Linked DNA regions of Homo sapiens: region 1 is linked to region 2. A link is a contact called in ENCODE Hi-C data. All regions are on one chromosome and are shown on one strand. The core of a region is the stretch at or near the end of the contact, and the rest is flanking DNA. Distances in the headings are between cores, read along the strand shown.

What was found. Hi-C counts contacts between places; a loop is a spot of excess contacts on that map. Pooled maps may share reads with other maps.
Region 1: a loop to region 2 is called in a map with no recorded cell type, with 6 times the contacts of the local background. The contact joins two enhancer-like sites. A Hi-C loop is called at or near these places in 3 of 37 single-sample maps with no recorded cell type and 3 of 50 pooled maps.

The regions. Positions count from the first base shown.
Region 1 is chr7:24,909,246-24,913,489 of GRCh38, forward strand. All of the region lies in intron 1 of OSBPL3 (oxysterol binding protein like 3), which reads right to left. Among named protein-coding and RNA genes, the nearest start is that of OSBPL3, 69 kb to the right of the region's middle. RefSeq lists an enhancer at 1,435-1,584. Within about 2 kb of position 2,031, at least 4 of the 41 ENCODE cell types and tissues checked have a DNase peak (open chromatin) inside an H3K27ac peak, as active enhancers do.
Region 2 is chr7:25,966,863-25,971,163 of GRCh38, forward strand. The region is part of intron 6 of LOC105375199 (a long non-coding RNA gene); the gene reads right to left. Among named protein-coding and RNA genes, the nearest start is that of MIR148A, 19 kb to the left of the region's middle. RefSeq lists enhancers at 1,186-1,245, 1,696-2,135. Within about 2 kb of position 1,754, at least 5 of the 41 ENCODE cell types and tissues checked have a DNase peak (open chromatin) inside an H3K27ac peak, as active enhancers do.

The sequences.
Region 1 (4,244 bases), core at 781-3,280, 1.1 Mb before region 2:
TGGTTCATGGGCATCTAATAAGAGGCTTTCACTTCTAGCATTCTTTGCCGCTTGGTAGGGGCTTGTGACTAAGGGCTGCCAATGAGATGTGAGCAGAGTTGTTTGTCTTCCAGGTCATGGTCCTAAAAAGAGATACACATGTTCCCTGCCCTTTCCCCATTCCTGAGAGCTGGGAGGTGGTGATAGCTGGACCCAGAAATGAAAGACACACTGGTTGAAGACCATAGTGTCACCATGCCAGCCAAGGAATAACAATATCTGAACAGTTACATGAGAGAGAAATAAACTTTAATCGTGTTAAAGTTACCTAATTTTTGAATCTCTCAGTTACACAGGTATAGCACAAATAACATTGGCCCTAAGAAGCTGGCATGCCTTCAAATTAGGAACCTTAGGTCACCTCTGTACGTCTTAACAGAAAGCTGCCAATCACCTCTGTCCTGGCCAGCTTCCTGTGCCAGAAACAGGAACCTATGGCAGTAAGAATCCTTTTCATTATTTGACAAAATAAGGAAAGCTACTGTTTTTTTTTTCTTTCTTTTTTTTTTTTTTTTTTTTTTTTTGGAGACAGAGTCTTGCTTTTCTCGCCCAGGCTGGAGCGCAGTGGCGTGATCTCAGCTCAGATCTCAGCTCACTGCAACCTCTGCCTCCCAGGTTCAAGCAATTCTTCTGCCTCAGTCTCATGAGTAGCTGGGATTACAGGCACACACCACCATGCCCGGCTAATTTTTGTACTTTTTAGTAGAGATGGGGTTTCGCCATGTTGGTCAGGCTGGTCTCGAACTTCTGACCTCAGGTGATCCACCTGCCTCGGCCTCCCAAAGTGCTGAGATTACAGGTGTGAGCCACCGTGGCTGGCCGAAAGCTACTATTTTCAATTTGAAGGTGTGTATTACCCTGGCCTGAAATAATCCCAAATGCTCAAAATAGGATAGATGGTAGACATCCAATCTTCAAATCATTTTCACCTTCTCCAGCAAGCCAGCCCCTTTCATGTTGCATTTATCACCCACGTGGTCCCAAGAGTCACTACAGATCAGGATGAATCAATGTTCTGAATGGAGAGAGATGAGTCCATAGGTCCTATGACAACTCCTCCATTCCTGAATGGAGAAATCAGAAATGGGCTGAGTTTTCCTCCTCCTTCTGCAGCTTAGCTACTCTTACTTGTCCTTCAACACCTTACAAGGAAGAAATACTTATGAATAAATGTGGGCTAATAAAGGAAGCTACAGTGGAAAGACAGGTGGCAAAAAGAAGACAGGCACACTGATGAAAACTCAATTCAGTATATATCCTATAAAGTAACTACTATGTGTCCACTGCTGTGCTAACCCTTCAGTGATGGAAACTAAGTGACAGAAACTTAATCCAAGGAGGAAACCACTGTGATCAAGGAGATAAGATGTCACAAATGAAACAAGCCAGAACACACCCCAGGGTGGGCCATCTGGTAGGTGCTATGGGCAGTCACAAGGGAAGAGCTCAGTGGGGCTGGAGTTGTGAGAAAAAGCTTAGGAAGAGGTGGCCTGCAGGGAGCCGTGAAGATGTGGATAGGGCTTGACTAGGTAGAGAGAAGCATGGAGGACAAAGCTGTGAGCTGGGTCGGGAGGGGCACCTCCTGCAACATTTCTCAACCCCGGCTGCGTGACAGGATCACCCTGGGAAGCTTCTACAAAATCCCAAAGCCTGGTGCCATTTCATACTAACTGGTCCAGACACTGGGGATGAGGCCAGGGCAAGGGCATCCTGAGACACTCCCAGGTGATTTGGATACACAGCAAGGGTTGAGCCACTGCTCTAACATAATCTTGCATCCAGAAATGACAGATTTACTCCACAGAACTGCCTTCTTTAATTTTGGTATTTAATTTTGTTTGAGCATCTTATGCCAGACCTATGTCTGCTGCATCCAATTTATACCAAATTGAAATGCAAAGCAGGATGTGACTTAGCAGTTTAAAGGGTAAGAAAAGATAGCACCACCCAAGAACTTAAAATAACATCTGGTGGTTTGAATTTTATCAGTGGGTGTTATTACGCTCCCTTAACCGACAACTGCTTGCGGAAGCTTGGTAGAGTTTTAACAATTGGCAACCACAGGCAGCATTTCATTACTTATCTAAAAAGACTATCAATTGAGTTACTATGAAATGTGAGCATGAAGTTTTAAAACTTCCCTATTTCCTACAAAAATCAACTTATCATCTTTTCAGAAATGTAAACAGCCAGCTAACAATGGGTAATGCTCTATAAGTGCTAACTGAACACTCTCAAATAACAAGAAACAAAATACCCTAGTGGGTCATGTATCAGATGTACACACTTCAAGTTTGTTTGTCCACTTAACTAAAAATAACCCTGGGACTCAGAATCTAAGCTTAAACCAAATTCTATAAATCGAAGTCCCCAAGATATATTTTGGAGGTATCCTTCCAAAACTGCAGGGGCGATAATAATTCCTTGTAAGAGAATCACTAATTTAGGGAACATAGGTGGGGAGAAAAAGGGATACAGGAAGTTTTACTCACTTCTAGGGGAAAGAAAGATTACTGCAAAAAACTTAACCTGAGACACTTTTAAACTAGTGCAAACTGGAAAAAAGAGAGACATAAAAGGAAAAGGCAGAGTAAACAGGTTTTAAAAAGGTGGGGTGGTTACTGGTAGACTAGAGCTAAAAGGCAAGAAAAACCTAAAAGCACCTCTGTTCCCAATGCTAACAATGACATGGTTATTTTATTCTCTCCAGTAGAGTGTATAGATCAAAAGCAATTTGAAGACTGTCTCATCCTTGTTTTTGTTTTTTCTTAATTGACACGGTAGGTAGTAGGTTATTTGTTTATCAAATTGATAACCTGTGTTCCCTCCCCTTCACACTAGCTACTAGAAGGTTTTTACTAAATTTTATCTCCGAAGTAAGAAAATATTCTCAAGTATCCATTTATCAAACTTTAAAAATTTGTGGAAAGATAGATCCTAATTCTTTAGGAGTTTACATCTAGTAAGAATGTTACCAAAAAATAATAGTTCATAGGAATTACAAATCAGAAAATGTAAGTCAAAATGTGGGATGTAAGTAATGTGTTAAAACTCTAAGCTGGATTCCATCAAATTAATTTTAAAAATCAAATTCAGCAACCAGGGCCTTGATCTTCCTTGCATATTCCCCTATGTTGCAGATTCACTGCAGACATCCATTGATTTAGGGAGTTTAGCACATTAAGGGCATTCTAATAAACCATTCTGTGCTTACCGTTTTTCATCAAAGAACTCTGAGTACTATGCAAAAGGCAACTCTCCCATCCTCACACCCAAAGACAGAACAGCCCCAGCACAGAACAATGACAATCATAGCTCCTGAAAATGAGAAGCACCCAGTCTCCAGACCCAAGGCAGACGTCAAGGCTTATTTATGGCTTAGAGCAAGCTGATGCCAGTTCTGATTCATCATTACTGGGTGTGGAAGATGTATTTTTCAAAGACGACCATACCAATGTACATCCCATCCCACATGCTCCTCTAACAAAGTGACCGTGACACTTCTTCATCAATAGATGGCTTCTATATTCCCATCCTTCAAATTTGAGTGGCTTCTAATTATGGCAGAAATGATGCTTCGTGACTTCTGAGGCTGCATTAGAAATGGCAATGTAACTTCCACTTGTCCTGTTGTCTCAGGGTGCTTGCCCTTCAACTCAGCCACCACGATGTGAGTAAGCTCAAGCTAGCCAACATGGAAAGAACACATGGAGAGATCCATTCGGAAAAGAATGGCGACCGCCTCACCTCAGCCGATAACCAGCATCAACCCGCAGACATGTGACTGAGCAAGGATTCAAATGTCCCAGCCTCCAGCCTTCCTGCTGTCCCAGTTGCCAGTGAGTAGAGCAGAAACTATGTCTTTTCATCAAGTCCCACCCAAATTAAAGATGTCAGGGATACATAAATATTGTCATTAACCTACCAGTTCATCGTCATTGTCTCAATTTACCAAGTTTTGGGGTTGTTTGTGACACTGCATTAGATCGCTGAAACCCCAGGCAGGAAGCCCTGGCAGACCTCCAGACTCAGCAGGTGGGAAGCATGAGAACATGGGGTGAAAAAGTCTCCTAGGTAAGTCAGCAGCAACACTCTCTTCTCCTGTCCCTCAGGCTAGCAGGCTCCTGCTACCAGAGCATCCCACTCCTGCTGGGTAGGTCAGACTCAGAAGGGGGCTCCTTGACCAACAAACCCTGACTCCCTTA
Region 2 (4,301 bases), core at 504-3,003:
CATACCCTTGTGTAGTGTCTTCTTGAATATGGGCTGGCCTTATTATTAACTTCACTTGTAGCAAATAGAATACAGAAAAAGAGATCAGATGCCACTTCCAAGATTGGGCTATAAAAAGGCAGTGGTTTCTGTCTCGGGCTTTCTCTCCCCTTCTCCCTTTCTATAACCGCTTGCCTTGGTGGAAGCTAGCTGCCACATCACAAGGGTGTCCTGCAGAGAGGCCACATAGCAAGGGGCTGAGGACCACCAAGCAAGTGATCTTGGGGATGAAGCCCCCTCACAAGTCATGCTTTCAGATAAGACCAAAACCCTTACCAACAGCTTGACTGCATGAGACAACTTGAGCCAGAGGTGCCCAGCTAGGCTGTGCCCAGATTCCTTACTTACAGGACCTGTGAGCTCTTAAATGCTTATTGCCTAGGTTTTAGAGTAATTTGTTATGCAGCAATAAATAACTAATTGGAAGGAAGGAAGGAAAAAGGGAGGGAACAAGGGAAGAAGAGAGGGAAGGAAGGGAAGAAGGCAGGAATAACCATGTCTGCCATAATCTAGCCAGGGAACAGAAACCACTCTGAGTATTTTGGTTGCTCAGGAGACAACAAAGCTGAGCAGTTACTAGGAGACGGTGACATAACCCAGAGATGAGCAGGGACAGGAAGCTATACTGCCCCTAAAGTGGAGGATCAAAGGAGGAAGCAGTGTTACCAGAAGCCAGAAGAAGCCAGGTCACCCTGCAGAAGCTGGAACCACAGGGGCCTGATTGGTAGGAGCTGGAGCTGTAGATGCCATTCAAGACAGGGAAGGGCAAGGAGAAACATTGTGGCTTCTCTCTTCTTCTCACCATGCAGTTCCCATTGGTGCCTTCCATTGGCCAAACCCAGCCAGAAAGCAGCTGACACCGGATCCTAAGAAATAGCCCACAAGGGCCAGCCTCCTGCATTACACAGCACAGCTGGGAAGGAATGGCCTCACAGGCCAGGCCTGGCACACTAGCTAACTAGCTAAAGAGAAGGGAAAATATCTATTGCCAGTCCTCAGCAGATTCAGCCAGAAGGGACTGCTTATTAGCTCTGTGAACAAGGACCATTCACAATCTGCATGAAAACTCAAATTATGAGATGACAAAAATAACTACCAATCAACAGTACCCCTTGATAAACCACAAGGTAAATCATGACACTTGCCAAATGAGTCCTCCAGAGATGGGAGGGAACACGACGGCCTGGGACTGGCTGGGTTTGGGAACTGGAGAGAAGGAAGATCAGGTTGAAGTCAGGGCTCCTGGGTCCCAAGGGAAGAGGAGGTGACAGAACCCATGTCAGAGGGAGCAGAGCAAAGGAGTGAGGCTAGCCAGCGCGGGCGCCACGTGCGGAGACACACAGGTGTTCCACTGGGTCCAACACTAGGTCTTCACAGTCAAAAGAGAACTGAAACGTGAGGGTAAAGGGAGGGTAGCCGGTATGAGTGACTGGTGATCTAGGCAGGAAGCCAGGCTGCAGGGCATTTAATGAGTGGGTGCAATCACGTGGTAGAGTTTGACAGTGAATGGAAAGACAAAAACAAGCTTGCGGCATGGCAGGTTCCCGCCAAGGATCTGGTTTGAAAACAGAGGAAGAGAAGGTAGAAACTAACACCAAAGGCTAAGAACCTGCACAGTAAATTGCCTATCAGTCTTCCTCATAGCCTGCAAGCTACTTGAGGGAGGGATTTGCAGCACATGTGTCTCACTCAGTTTTCTGAGGGCCTTGGATAGTGTCTGGCCCATAGTAGGTGCTCAATGCATGGCTGTGAGATGAATGAGTGAGCCAAAGTGAAACCACAGAACGTCATGAGGGCAGGAGAACGAGGCAGAACCCACGGAAGATGCTCTCAAGTGATGTGGCGGCGTGGTGGCCTGCTGGAAAACCCCAGCGGCGGCCAGACCCGTGTGGGCAGCTGCAGTCAGAAAATGAGATGGTTCTTTCTGAGCAAATATGCAGTTATAAATAGCACAGGCTACGCAAATCGCCACAGCTGCATGGCAAAGGACTAGAGGGTGCGCTCAGCACAGAGGACGTTCCCGGCCACCAAATTCCTTCTGAACTATCCCCGCCATCAGCAGGGGCTGCTGCCCAGAGGGGAGACCCATGCCACGAGAGAGGTCAGCATTGCCTTACGTCTTTATAAGGCTGCTCCTAAGGGACTTGCCCTGAAGAGCCTTATGCTTCAAAGCCCACTCACCTGTAAAAGTGTCCCAACCACTGAGCTGGTTCCACAAAGGCATTAAGAAATTACCACTATGGGCTGGGCACGGTGGTTCATGCCTGTAATCCCAGCACTCTGGGAAGCCAAGGCGGATGGATCACCTGAGGTCAGGAGTTTGAGACCAGCCTGGCCAATATGGTGTAACCCCGTCTCTACTAAAAATACAAAAATTAGCTGGCCGTTGTGGCGCACACCTGTAATCCCAGCTACTCGGAGGCTGAGGCAGGAGAATTGGTTGGCCCCAGGAGGCAGAGGTTGCAGTGAGCCAAGATCACACCATTGCACTCCAGCCTGGGCGACAAGAGTAAAACTCAGTCTCAAAACAAAAACAAAAACAAAAACAAAACAAAACAAAACAAAAAAATACACTATGTCAAGTTATTAGGTAACCCATAACATCCTTTGTTTTAACATAGCCTTGCCAAGGGCCGGGCACAGTGGCTCACGCCTGTAATCCTAACACTTTGGGAGGCTGAGGCGGGCAGATCACTTGAGGTCAGGAGTTCGAGACCAGTCTGGCCAATATGGTGAGACCCTGTCTCTACTAAAAATAAAAAAATTAGCCAGGCGTGGTGGTGGGTGCGTGTAGTCCCATCTACTTGGGTAGCTGAGGAACGAGAATTGCTTGAACCTGGGAGGTGGAGGTTGCAGTGAGCTGAGTGAGATCATGCCACTGCACTCCAGACTCGAGATACAGTGAGACTCTGTCTCCAAAATATATATACATGTACTTCTCTAAATTAAATATTGAAATAAATTTTAAAATGCCCGGTTCATGTAGTTATAATAATAATACTAATAACAACAACTACTGCTACTACTACTACTAACATGTGTTGAACATGAACTAAGTTCCAGAAACCATGCTAAGCTACAAAACGGTGGACACACTCCCCTTGCACACCCTGTGGTAATTCAGTCCACACTCAGAAACTGCTGTTGGTTCAATGTTATTTATATTTATTTATTCTGCACCTTCTCCCAAAGACTTGAGGTGATCTGCAAGAATACATACATCAAAATAAGGTTTTTTTGTGTGTACAGGTCGAGTATCCCTAGTCTGAAAATCTGACATTTTTTGAATGCTGACACAATGCCACAAGTGGAAAATTCCACACCTAACCTCATGTGATGGGTCACAGTCAAAATGCAGTCAAATCTTTGTTTTATGCATGAAATTATTTAAAATACTATATAAAATTACCTTCAGGCTATGTGCATACGTGTATATTAAACATAAATAAATATCATGTTTAGGCTCGGGTCATATTCCTAACATATCTCATTATGTATATGCAAATATTCCAAAATTCAAAACAATAAAAAATAAAAACCCTAAAATCCGAAACACTTCTGGCCCCAAGCACTTCAAATAAGGGATGCTCAACCCACATAAGTGTCCTGGGACTGCTGTAACAAAGTGCCAGAGGCTGGGTGGCTTAACAACAGAAATGAATTATCTCCTAGCTCTGGAGGCCAAAGTCCACGATCAAGGCTATGGAAGGGCTGGTTCCTTCTGGATGAGCTAAGGAAGGATCTGTTCCCAACCTCTTTCCTTGCTTTTGGCTTGTGATAGCATAATTCCAGTCTTCACATGGCATTCTCCCTGTGCACATGTCCGTGTCCAGATTTCTTCTTTTTATAAGGATACCAATCACATTGGATTAGGGGGTCCACCCACCTCCAGTGTGGCCTTATCTTAACTGATTATATCTGCCACATCCCTCTTTCCAAATAAGGTCACATTCTGAGGCACTAGGGGGTGGGACTTCAGCATATGAATTTTGAAGGGATACAATTCAACCCACAACAAAAAGTAAAAATCTCAGCAAACTGAACACATACGTTCATCTAGTCACTCTCCTAAGACCTCACTAAGACTACAATAAAAAGTTACTACTCCACATGCAGAAAGAGGCTCCAGGGAAGACAGTAGTAAACAGGAGACGGTGGATGGGTAGCCAAGAGAGGAGCGGTAACTGACCTGGCAGAAAAGAACAAAGTTACAACCCAGGCCCAATAAAATGTAAGCCAACTGACTCCTCAGAGCCCTGGAG